2 separate regions of the Homo sapiens genome follow, and region 1 is linked to region 2. Evidence: read pairs that join two places in POLR2A ChIA-PET (ENCODE). Cell type or tissue: K562. All regions are shown on one strand. Each heading gives the region's core, and the rest is flanking DNA. Links, peaks and the distances in the headings are about the cores only.

The links. Peaks named below come from ENCODE experiments on the same cell type or tissue, not always from the same donor. Only the 100,000 strongest peaks of a DNase experiment are listed, where the experiment ranks them.
Region 1: POLR2A ChIA-PET joins it to region 2 with 6 read pairs; 2 of 35 experiments call an interaction of 5 or more read pairs at or near these places.

What each region holds. Positions count from the first base shown.
Region 1 is chr11:47,676,685-47,682,058 of GRCh38, forward strand. AGBL2 (AGBL carboxypeptidase 2) reads right to left here. Exons shown (of 19, transcript NM_024783.4): 12 at 5,285-5,374; 13 at 3,289-3,389; 14 at 587-717. Among named protein-coding and RNA genes, the nearest start is that of AGBL2, 36 kb to the right of the region's middle. RefSeq lists a silencer at 3,453-3,747. In K562, for the core only: no CTCF peak of the experiment used is centred there; no DNase peak of the experiment used is centred there.
Region 2 is chr11:47,941,811-47,947,184 of GRCh38, forward strand. No RefSeq gene overlaps it. Among named protein-coding and RNA genes, the nearest start is that of PTPRJ, 36 kb to the right of the region's middle. RefSeq lists enhancers at 2,147-2,441, 4,707-5,374 and a silencer at 4,706-4,871. In K562, for the core only: no CTCF peak of the experiment used is centred there; DNase peaks (open chromatin) are centred at 1,971 and 2,291; H3K4me3 peaks cover 767 bases.

The sequences.
Region 1 (5,374 bases), core at 242-5,241, 270 kb before region 2:
TGCAGGCGCCTGTAGTCCCAGCTACTCGGGAGGCTGAGCCCGGAGAATGGCCTGAACCCGGAAGGCGGAGCTTGCGGTGAGTGGAGATCGCGCCACTGCAGCCTGGGCGACAGAGCGAGCCTCCATCTCAAAAAAAAAAAAAAAAAAAAAGAAACTAAAACCTGTCAAACCATGATATTTCTCTACTCAAAACCTTCCAAAGGCTTTCCATCTCCGTTGGAGTGAAAGGCAAAGGCTTTGCAGTTCCCTACAAGGCCCTACACAAACTGCCTGCCCAACTCCCTACTCCTTTCTAATGGCTAAAACAGAGGCTGGCAAAGAATATTCACTCTTTTGTTTTGTTTTTTGTTTCTGAGCCTGTCGCCCATGCTGGAGTGCAGTGGCATGATCTTGGCTCACTGTAGCCTTAACTTCCTGGGCTCAGGTGATCCTCCCACCTCAGCCTCCCCAGTGTCTGGGACTACAGGCATAGATCACCAAGCCCAGCTAATTTTTGTATTTTTTGTAGAGACAACATCTCACTATATCACCCAGGTTAACAACAAAGTATTTAAAAAAAAACAAAACTCTGTTTTTTCTTTGTTACCTGGATTCAATGTCAGACAAAGAGATGTCACTCCAACTTCCTTCTAAATCTACATCTTGTCCAAGTTCATGGAATTTCTTGTGGATTTCCTGTCGTAAAAGCTCCTTAAGCTCTGCTAGACACTGAGTGAACTATGAAAGTGAAAAAAAGAACTATTTTGTTAATTCATTTTATTTTATTTATTTATTATTATTATTTTTGAGACGGAGTTTGACTCTTGTTGCCCAGGCTGGAGTACAATGGCACTATCTTGGCTCACTGCAACCTCTGTCTCCTGGGTTCAAGCGATTCTCCTGCCTCAGCCTCCCAAGTAGCTGGGATTACAGGCATGCCCCACCACACTCAGCTAATTTTGTATTTTTAGTAGAAACAGGGTTTCACCATATTGGTCAGGCTGGTTTTGAACTCCCGACCTCAGGTGATCCACCTGCCTCAGCTTCCCAAAGTGCTGGGATTACAGGCGTGAGCCATCATGCCTGGCCCATTTTATTTATTCATCAAATATTTACTAAGTATATGCTGAAAGGCATTTTATTTATTGCTGGGAACACAAAGATGAATAACCTGCACCCCTGCTAGTAAGGACATGTTAACAGAAAATTACATGAGCGGGAGGAACAAATAGAAATTTTTTTAGGGCAGAACATCAGTGAGCACTGCTCTAGCCACTTTTCTCTGACTAGAGCCAACTTCTTCTTTTTTATTTTTTTTTGAGACAGAGTCTTGCTCTGTCTCCAGGCTGGAGTACAGTGGCGTGATCTTGGCTCACTGCAACCTCCGCCCCCTGGGTTCAAGCCATTCTCCTGCCTCAGCCTCCTGAGTAGCTGGGACTACAGGCGCACACCACCACGCCCAGCTAATTTTTGTATTTTTAGTAGAGATGGGGTTTCACCACGTTGGCCAGGATGGTCTCGAACTCCTGACCTCGTGATCTGCCCGCCTTGGCCTCCCAAAGTGCTGGGATTACAGGCGTGAGCCATCATGCCTGGCTGCCAACTTCTTCAACAATGCAATACTCTATTTTATTTTATTTTATTTTATTTTATTTTATTTTATTTTATTTTATTATTTTATTTTTTTTGAGACGGAGTCTTGCTCTGTCACCCAGGCTGGAGTGTAGTGGCATGATCTCTGCTCACTGCAACCTCTGCCTCCCAGGTTCAAGTGTTTCTCCTGCCTCAGCCTCCCGAGCAGCTGGGATTACAGGCGCTTGCCACCACGCCTGGCTAAATTTTTGTATTTTTAGTAGAGATGGGGGTTTCACCGTGTTGGTCAGGCTGGTCTCGAACTCCTGACCTTGTGATTTGCCAGCCTTAGCCTCCCAAAGTGCTGGGATTAGAGGTGTGAGCCACTGCACCCGGCCTGATGATGATTATTATTAGTTTTTTGTTTGTTTGTTTGTTTGGGAAGACATAATTAATGAGGCAAGACCTCAGAAAGGCCATAGGGGAAGTCAACAAGTGTACACAGAGCAGGGCTAACTTTGGAGAAGAGAAAAGACACCTGGCTGGGCACAGTGGCTCGCGCCTATAATCCCAGCAGTTTGGGAGGCTGAGGCGGGCAGATTACCTGAGGTCAGGAGTTCCAGACCAGCCTGACCAATATGGTGAAACCCCATCTGTACTAAAAAATACAAAAATTAGCCGGACGTGGTGGTGCACGCCTGTAATCCCAGCTACTCAGTAGACTGAGGCAGGAGAATTGCATGATCCTGGGAGGTGGAGATTGCAGTGAGCCAAGTTCGCGCCACTGCACTCCAGCCTGGGCGACAGATGGAGACCCTGTCTCAAAAAAAAAAAAAAAAAAAAAAAAAAAAAAAGAAAAGACACCTGATTTTCTAAAATAAAAGGAAAGATAATTAGTGTTGTAGCTGGGCACAGTGGCTCATGCTTGTAATCCCAGCACTTTGAGAGGCTGAGGCAGGAGGATCACGAGCCCAGGAGCTGGAGACCAGCCTGGGAACGGAAAAACCCTGTCTCTATAAAAGCTTAAAAATTAGCTGTGTGTGGTGGTGCATACTTGTGGTCTCAACTACTTGGGAGGCTAAGGTGTTGAGGCTGCAATGAGCCGTGATCACCCCATTGCACTTCAGCCTGGGTAACAGAGTCAGATCCTGTCTCAAAAGAAAAAAAAAAGAATAGGTGTTGCCATAGGTTAAGTCCAGAAGTGAGGGAGAGGTGTTCCAAAGGACTGTCTCCATCTTCTTGGTGAATTATGAGGTCTTACCATTTGTAGACAGTATGCAGTCTGGGGGCTTTCTTATTTTCTTTTATTATAAAAACTTCAGAAAACTAGTAAGAGGAAAATAAAGATTGCCTATAATTCCACTGGGCTCACTTTGGACCCATGTGAAACTGACCACAGCATCATCATCACATTTCTTTTTTTTTTTTTTGAGTCTCGCTCTGTCCCCCAGGCTGGAGTGCAGTGGTGTGATCTCGACTCAGTGCAACCTCCGCCTCCTAGGTTCAAGTGATTCTCCTGCCTCAGCCTCCCGAGAGCTGGGATTACAGGCACATGCCACCACGACCAGCTAATTTTTTGTATTTTTAGTAGAGAGAGGGTTTTGCCATGTTGCCCAGGCTGGTCTTGAACTCCTGAGCTCAGGCAATCCACCCACTTCAGCCTCCCAAAGTGCTAGGATTACAGGTGTGAGCCACCATGCCTGGCCTTCATCACATTTCTTGAAACCCCATTTTTACCTTCATTTGGTCAGGATCACAAAAGTCCAGAAGGGTGTCACAGACATGATAACCTAAGGACTTCAGATCTTCGATGGTAAAGTGGGTGTCTCTTTTATTACCTGGAAAAAAAAAAAACCCCGCAAACATTTCCAATTAAATCTTAGTGACTGAATGTAAATCTAATTTATGATTATCTTTTTAAAAATACCACCACTGGCCAGGCGGGGTGGTTTACGCCTGTAATCCCAGCACTTTGGGAGGCCAAGGCAGGCAGATCACGAGGTCAGGAGATTGAGACCATCCTGGCTAACATGGTGAAAGCTCGTCTCTACTAAAAAATACAAAGAAAATTAGCCGGGCGTGGTGGTGGGCGCCTGTAGCCTGTAGTCCTATCTCCTCAGGAGGCTGAGGCAGGAGAATGGCGTGAATCCGGGAGGTGGAGCTTGCAATGAGCTGAGATCGTGCCACTGCACTCCAGCCTGGATGACACAGCAAGACTGTCTCAAAAAAATAAAAATAAAAAATAAAAAAATACCACCACTGGCCAGGCACAGTGGCTCATGCCTATAATCCCAGCACTTTGAGAGACCAAGGCAGGCCCTTCACTTGAGCCTAGGAGTTCGAGACTAGCCTGGGCAACATGGTGAGACCTTGTCTCTACAAAAAATACAAAAATTAGCCTGACGTTGTGGCATGTGCCTATAGTCCCAGCTACTCAGGAGGCTGAGGTTGGAGGCTAAGGTGGGAGGATCGCCTGAGCCAGGGAGGCGAGGTTTCAGTGAGCTGGGATTGCGCCACTGCACTCCAGCCTGGGTAACAGAGGGAGACCCTGAAACAAAACAAAACAAAACAAAACAAAACAAAACAAAACACCTCTTATTCTAGAATATTATGCTTCAGGAGAGTGTAGCTCTCCTAGTTTTAGTTTGGTTCAGAAGAATCTTTGGCAATGAAAAAATTATAATCATGATGGTTCTAATTACTGGGGTTTTTACTTCATGTTAGGCACTATGGGAAGTGCACTCCATGCACCATCTCACTAAGCAGTACCTACAATGCAAGTACTATTATTATTGCAGTAAAAGGAAAATGAGGCTGGGCATGGTGGTTCATGCCTGCCATCCCAGTACTTTGAGAGGCCGAGGCAGGAGGATTGCTTGAGCCAGGGAGTTTGAGGCCAGCTTGAGCAACATAAGGAGACCCTGTCTCTACAAAAAAAATAAAAAAATTAGCCAGGCATGGTGACATGCACCTATAGTCCCAGCTACACGACGGGCTAAGGTGGGAGAATCGCTTGAGCCTGGGAGGTTGAGAATGCAGAGAGCCATGATCATGCCACTACACTCTAGCCTGGGTGAAAGAAACCCTGTCTCAAAAAAACAAAATAAATAAAAATTAAAAAAAGAAAGAAAAAATGAAGTTCAAAAAGGCCAGATAATTTACCCAAGAACACAAAACTTGTTAATGCAGCTGAAATTCAACCCCCTATCTGCCTGATTCCAGGTTTTTTGTTTGTTTGTTTGTTTGTTTTGAGACAGAGTCTCGCTCTGTCACCCAAGCTGGAGTGCAATGGCACGATCTTGGCTCACTGCAACCTTCACCTCCCGGGTTCAAGCGATTCTCCTGCCTCAACCTCCAGAGTAGCTGGGACTACCGGCACGTGCCACCACGCCCAGCTAATTTTTAGTAGAGATGGGGTTTCACCATGTTGGTCACGCTGGTCTTGATCTCCTGACCTCGTGATCTGCCCGCCTTGGCCTCCCAAAGTGCTGGGATTACAGGCGTGAGCCACTGCGCCTGGCCTGATTCCAGGTCTTTAGCAACCACTATGCCATACTGCCTCATCAAATATATTTCACATTCATATGTTGGGCACTCAAATTTAGCATAAGTCTAGACAAAGAAATCCTCTAGATCAGTTATCTCCCCAGCATTCAAAGGCATTTTATCTCCCTGATGCTTTGCTTGGATTTCCCTTCCTATGCTGGCCTATGATATACAAAAGAGAATGTACCCAGGGTGGACCCGCCAAAGGTAGACTCCATGGTGTAGCTGTTTAGGATTCCCATCCGCCACATAACAACTCGTCCTGTTCCTTCTTTGC
Region 2 (5,374 bases), core at 250-5,249:
GCAATTTAGAAATTGTATAGTCCAACTCCTTCATTTCACAATGCAAATGAGATAACGTGTGAATGCCTGCCTAAACACCTTATAAGCATACAATGAATGTTGGTTTTCTGTCTTTGCAGGTTAGAGATGTGGTTGCTTGCCTGAGATCGCACAGCAGGTTAGCAGCAAAGCTTGTATTCTAAAGCAGCCTCTGGACCTCCAGATCCCTCTGTCCTAGATTCACTACCCTCGGAGCCACTTCATGTTTAGTGGTCAAAGACTGTATTGTCAATGACAAAGAGAAAGAGGAAGAACTGTCAGGCTACAGAGGGCCAGATGCCCAGTTCTCAAGACCCCATGGGCAGGAGGGGAACAAGAAGAAAGTGGGAAGCTCTGCCCTACTCCTCCCCATCCCCAGATGGGGAGGGATGGAGAGGCAAGAGAAAACCTCTCTAGATGGCCTTTGTTCACACTTACAGCCAAGCGGTATTTATTCAGCACCGTTGGGTGCTAGACACCGAGGATCAGGAACTGCATGCAGGAGCAAAACTCATCTCAGCCCTTGGTGCTGGCAGGTTAGTTAGTGGGAGGGACAGAGGAGCAAACAGATTGTGAAACCTACCACTGGGGTCAGCAGAAGGATGAGTGATGTGTTCAAGGTTGCAGGACTGTCAGGTGATTCCTGTGATGTCTTCACACCGTTGTTTCTGGCAGAAATTGCCTAAAAATATTCACTCCTTCGTCAATGAGCTGTGATCATGTAAGGTTTCTATAAAAATGATGATTATGGCCAGGCAAGGTGGTTCATGCCTGTAATCCCAGCACTTTGGGAGGCTGAGGAGGGAAAATTGCTTGAGCCCAGGAGTTTGAGACCAGCCTGGGCAACATAGTGACACTTCATCTCCACAAAAAAGAAAAAAATTAGCTGAGTGTGATGGCGCGAGCACACCTGTAGGCTGAGGTCACTTGAGCTGGGAAGATTGAGGCTGCAGTGAGCCGTGATCATGCCACTGCACTCCAGCCTGGGTGATAGAGAAAGATCTGGGCTCAACAAAACAAAATTACTTTTTTAAAAAAGGATAATTATGGCCGAACGCGGTGGCTCAAGCCTGTAATCCCAGCATTTTGAGAGGCTGAGACGGGCGGATCACTTGAGTTCAGGAATTTGAGACCAGCCTGGGCCAACATGGTGAAACCCTGTCTCTACTAAAAATACAAAAATTAGCCAGTCGTGGTGGCGGGCACCTGTAATCCCAGCTACTTGGGAGGCTGAGGCAGGAGACTCACTTGAACCTGGGAGGCGGAGGTTGCAGTGAGTTGAGATCACGTCACTGTACTCCAGCCTGGACAACACAGTGAGACCTGTTTAACACACACACACACACACACACACACACACACACACACACACACACACACGGGGTCTGCTGAAATCTCAGTGAAGCTGCACAGACACGCATCTGTTACAGTGAATTTGCTTTTCCAAGTTCTTTGCTTTAAGAGGCAGGGTGGCGGTGGGTACTGAGAGCTGGCGTGGGGCTGGCTGTCTTGGTTTCACATTCACTGGAGTAACCCTAATAACAATAATAATGGCAATTATTATTAGTATTACTATTTTCTTTTAGAGTCGGAGTTTCGCTATCGTTGCCCAGGCTGGAGTGCAATGGCGTGATCTCCACTCACTGCAACCTCCGCCTCCCGGGTTCAAGCGATTCTCCTGCCTCAGCCTCCCGAGTAGCTGGGATTACAGGCATGCGCCACCATGCCCGGCTAATTTTATATTTTTAGTAGAGACGGGGTTTCTCCATGTTGGTCAGGCTGGTCTCGAACTCCCGACCTCAGGTGATCCACCCGCCTCGGCCTCCCAAAGTGCTGGGCTTACAGGCGTGAGCCACCCGCTCGGCTAATAATGGCAATTATTATAGGTGGGAGGGGGTGGGGGGAAGACAGAGAGAGGGAGGGGGACAGGCTAAGGGTGGGGGTGGGCCAAGTCAGGAGAAGGCGTGGTTTGCATTTAGTTTTCCCAGCAACCAATTAGGTCACTCCATTATTCTTGCTTTTTCACAGCTGAAAAGACACAGGCTCAGAGAACTCCAAGGCCACACAGCTGGTGAAAATTCTAATTTAAAGCCATGTAGGCTCCATTTCTCCATCTATGTGTGTGTGTGGGGGGGGGGGCGGGGTGTGACACGGGGACTTAATTCCTTCTCTTTTAATGAGAAAATGCCACGTGGCGGAGGTGGGGAGGGTGGGAGGAGTCCCGGCGATTTCCGTGTCTAGGACTGAAGCCTCCCTACTTTTGGAGCTGCCTGGCTTTGTTTGGAAAAGTCACCAGGAGGGCCTTTCTGAGAACTCAGGGCAAATCCCCGCCCATTGTCTTTGAGGACGAGGGTGGGGTCACCCCAATCTCGCAGTTGCAGCGGACTGCGCTAGGAGTTCTTTTTAGTGATGTGAATTGGGTGTCTTTTTAGCAGACCTTCACCCTTGGGGAGTCAGGGAGAAATAGTATTCCTGGAGGGAGATTCCAACTGGACAGTGGTTCCTCCCTAGGAGGTTACTGGAGATTAAATAATGGAGACTAAGATTCAATAATGGAGACTAAGAAGATACCGTGGGCCCTTGTGACTGCCTCCTCTGAGCCATCACGTTTTCATTCACTCCCTCACTCATTCCCTTGTGTCAGGAGCTCTGCTAGGCTTTGGGAAGGCACTGGTGAGTTACCCCCAGCTGAATCTTGGAGGAATTAAAAGGGCAGCACATTAGCCCAGAATAGAGCAGCTAGTAAGGATTGGAACTGACTGTTGAACCTGTGAAGCCACCTGGGGTCTTGATGTCATGGTAGTGCCCTCATGGAGGAAAAACATTTTCAGAAGAATAAAGGGCTCTGAATCATATTAATATTTGGATATTTTAAAATCAGAAAGATCAAGTGGGAGATAAGAGAAATTTACAGTTACAGACTGGAACCAGGGAATGCAGCCTAGAGAGGTGGTTGGCTGGTTATCTTTTGAATCTAAATTAAGTTCTCTTTTAAATTTGAATTTAAATGCCTTTAGGTGGGGGTTGAAAACTTCCTTGGTTCTCACCACTGTCTGTTGATTCACATACAGTATTTATTGGCCATCTGCCTAAAAAAAAATGGTGAATAAGTTGACATTCATTTCCATTCATTCCACATAGGTGTATGTACACACACACACACACAAACACACACACACATATAGTTGGTTGGTTGTTTTGTTTTGCTGGGGCTCAAGTGATTCTCCCACCTCGGACTCCCGAATAGCAGGATAGCAGGAACTACAAGCGTGTGCAACCATACTTGACTAATTTTTTTTTTTTGTGAGACAGAGTCTTACTCTGTCGGTCAGGCTGGAGTGCAGTGGCGCAGTCTTGGCTCACTGCAACCTCTGCCTCCTGGGTTCAAGCAATTCTCTTGCCTCGGCCTCCCAAGTAGCTGGGACTATAGGCGCATGCCACCACACCTGGCTAATTTTTGGATTGTTTGGTAGAGACAGGGTTTCACCATGTTGGCCAGGCTGAGGGTTTTTTTTTTTAAGTTTTTCATTTTTGGAGACGGAGTCTTGCTTTGTTGCCCACCCAGGCTGGAGTGCAGTGGCACAATTTTAGCTCACGGCAACCTCTACCTCCTGAGTTCAAGTGATTCTCCTGCTTCAGCCTCCTGAATAGCTGGGACTACTGGTATGTGCCATCACGCCCGACTAATTTTTGTATTTTTAGTAGAGACGGGGTTTCACCATGTTGGTCAGGCTGGTCTCCAACTCCTGACCTCAGGTGATCCGCCCGCCTCGGCCTCCCAAAGTGTTGGCATTACAGGCGTGAGCCACTGCTCCCGGCCTTTTTTTTTTTTAGTAGAGACAGATTTTCACTATCTTGCCCAGGCAGGTCTCAAACTCCTGAGCTCAAGTGGTTCTCCTGCCTTAGTCTTCTGAAGTGGTAGGATTAAAGATGTAAGCCACTGAACCCAGTCTTTTTTTTTTTTTTTTTTTTTTTTGAGACTGGGTCTCTCGCTCTGTGGCCTAGGCTGGAGTATAGTCATTATGATCAAGGCTTACTGTAGCCTCGACCTCCTGAGCTCGAGCAATCCTCATGCCTCAGCCTCCCGAGTAGCTGGGACTATAGGCAGACACCCCTACGCCTGGCTAATTTTTGTATTTTTTTATTTTGTAGAGACAGGGTCTCACTACGTTGCCCAGGTGGGTCTTCAACTCCTGAGCTGAAGCGATTTTCCCTCCTCAGCCCCAAAGTGCTGGAATAACAGGCAGTGAGCCACCCTGCCTGGCCCCCTATATGTATATTGAGAACTGCTATGTGCTGGCACTTTTCTAGGTCTTGGGAATACAGCAATGAAGAAAACAGACAACAATGGAACTTAAAATCCATTGTGGTTGGGGAGAGATCAATAGAGAAGATACATGCTAGATGGTGATAAGTGCTAAGGAGGAAAAGTGGGAAAGGGGTTAAAGAGTATTGGAGGAGGAGCAGTTAGAAGGGTTGGCCATTGTAGGCTTCACTGGGAAGATTAATATTTAGTAAATACCTGAATTAGGTGCGAGAGCTGGCCATGTGGCTGTCTGAGGCAAAAGCATTCTAAGCATAGAAAACAACAAATGTGGCGGCTAGGCGCGGTGGCTCACACCTGCAGCCCAGAACTTTGGGAGGTCGAGGTGGGTGGATCACCTGAGGTCAGGAGTTTGAGACCAGCCTGGCCAACATGGCGAAACCCCGTCTCTACCAAAAATACAAAAATTAGCCAGGCATGGTGGTGTATGCCTGTAATCCCAGCTACTGGGAGGCTGAGGCAGAATTGCTTGAACCTGGGAAGCAGAGGTTGCAGTGAGCCGAGATGGCACCACTGCACTCTATCCTGGGTGACAAAGTGAGATTGTGCCTTAAAAAAAGAGAGAGAGAGAAGGGAGGGAAAAGAAAACAACAAATGCAAAGGCCTTAAAGTGAGACCAGGTGTGTTAGAGGAACCCCATGGACATGCCACATACTATTCTAAGTTTTCTCACTCCTAGGAGGGAGATACTATTATTGTTCCCATTTACAGATGGGCAAATTGTGACCAGAGATGATAAGAAACTTGCTCCAGGTTGCATAAGAGGCAGAGGTAGCTGCTGAGGAAGGCAGAGTTTGTGCTCTTAAACACTAAGCTATTAAATCATTAAATAAATGATTTCATTAGCCTGGGTAGACCCAGGTACCAAAGATTTATACCTCCAGCTCCCAGTGAACTTTCCAAGCCCTTAAGGAAAACCCCGGGTGTGGTTGTAGGGGAGGGAGTGACTCAGGCCTTGGCTGGCTTCCTGCTGAGTCACTACTCCTGGGCCCAGGAGGGAGGCTCAATCCTCATCTCTTCGCAGTGGCAGGT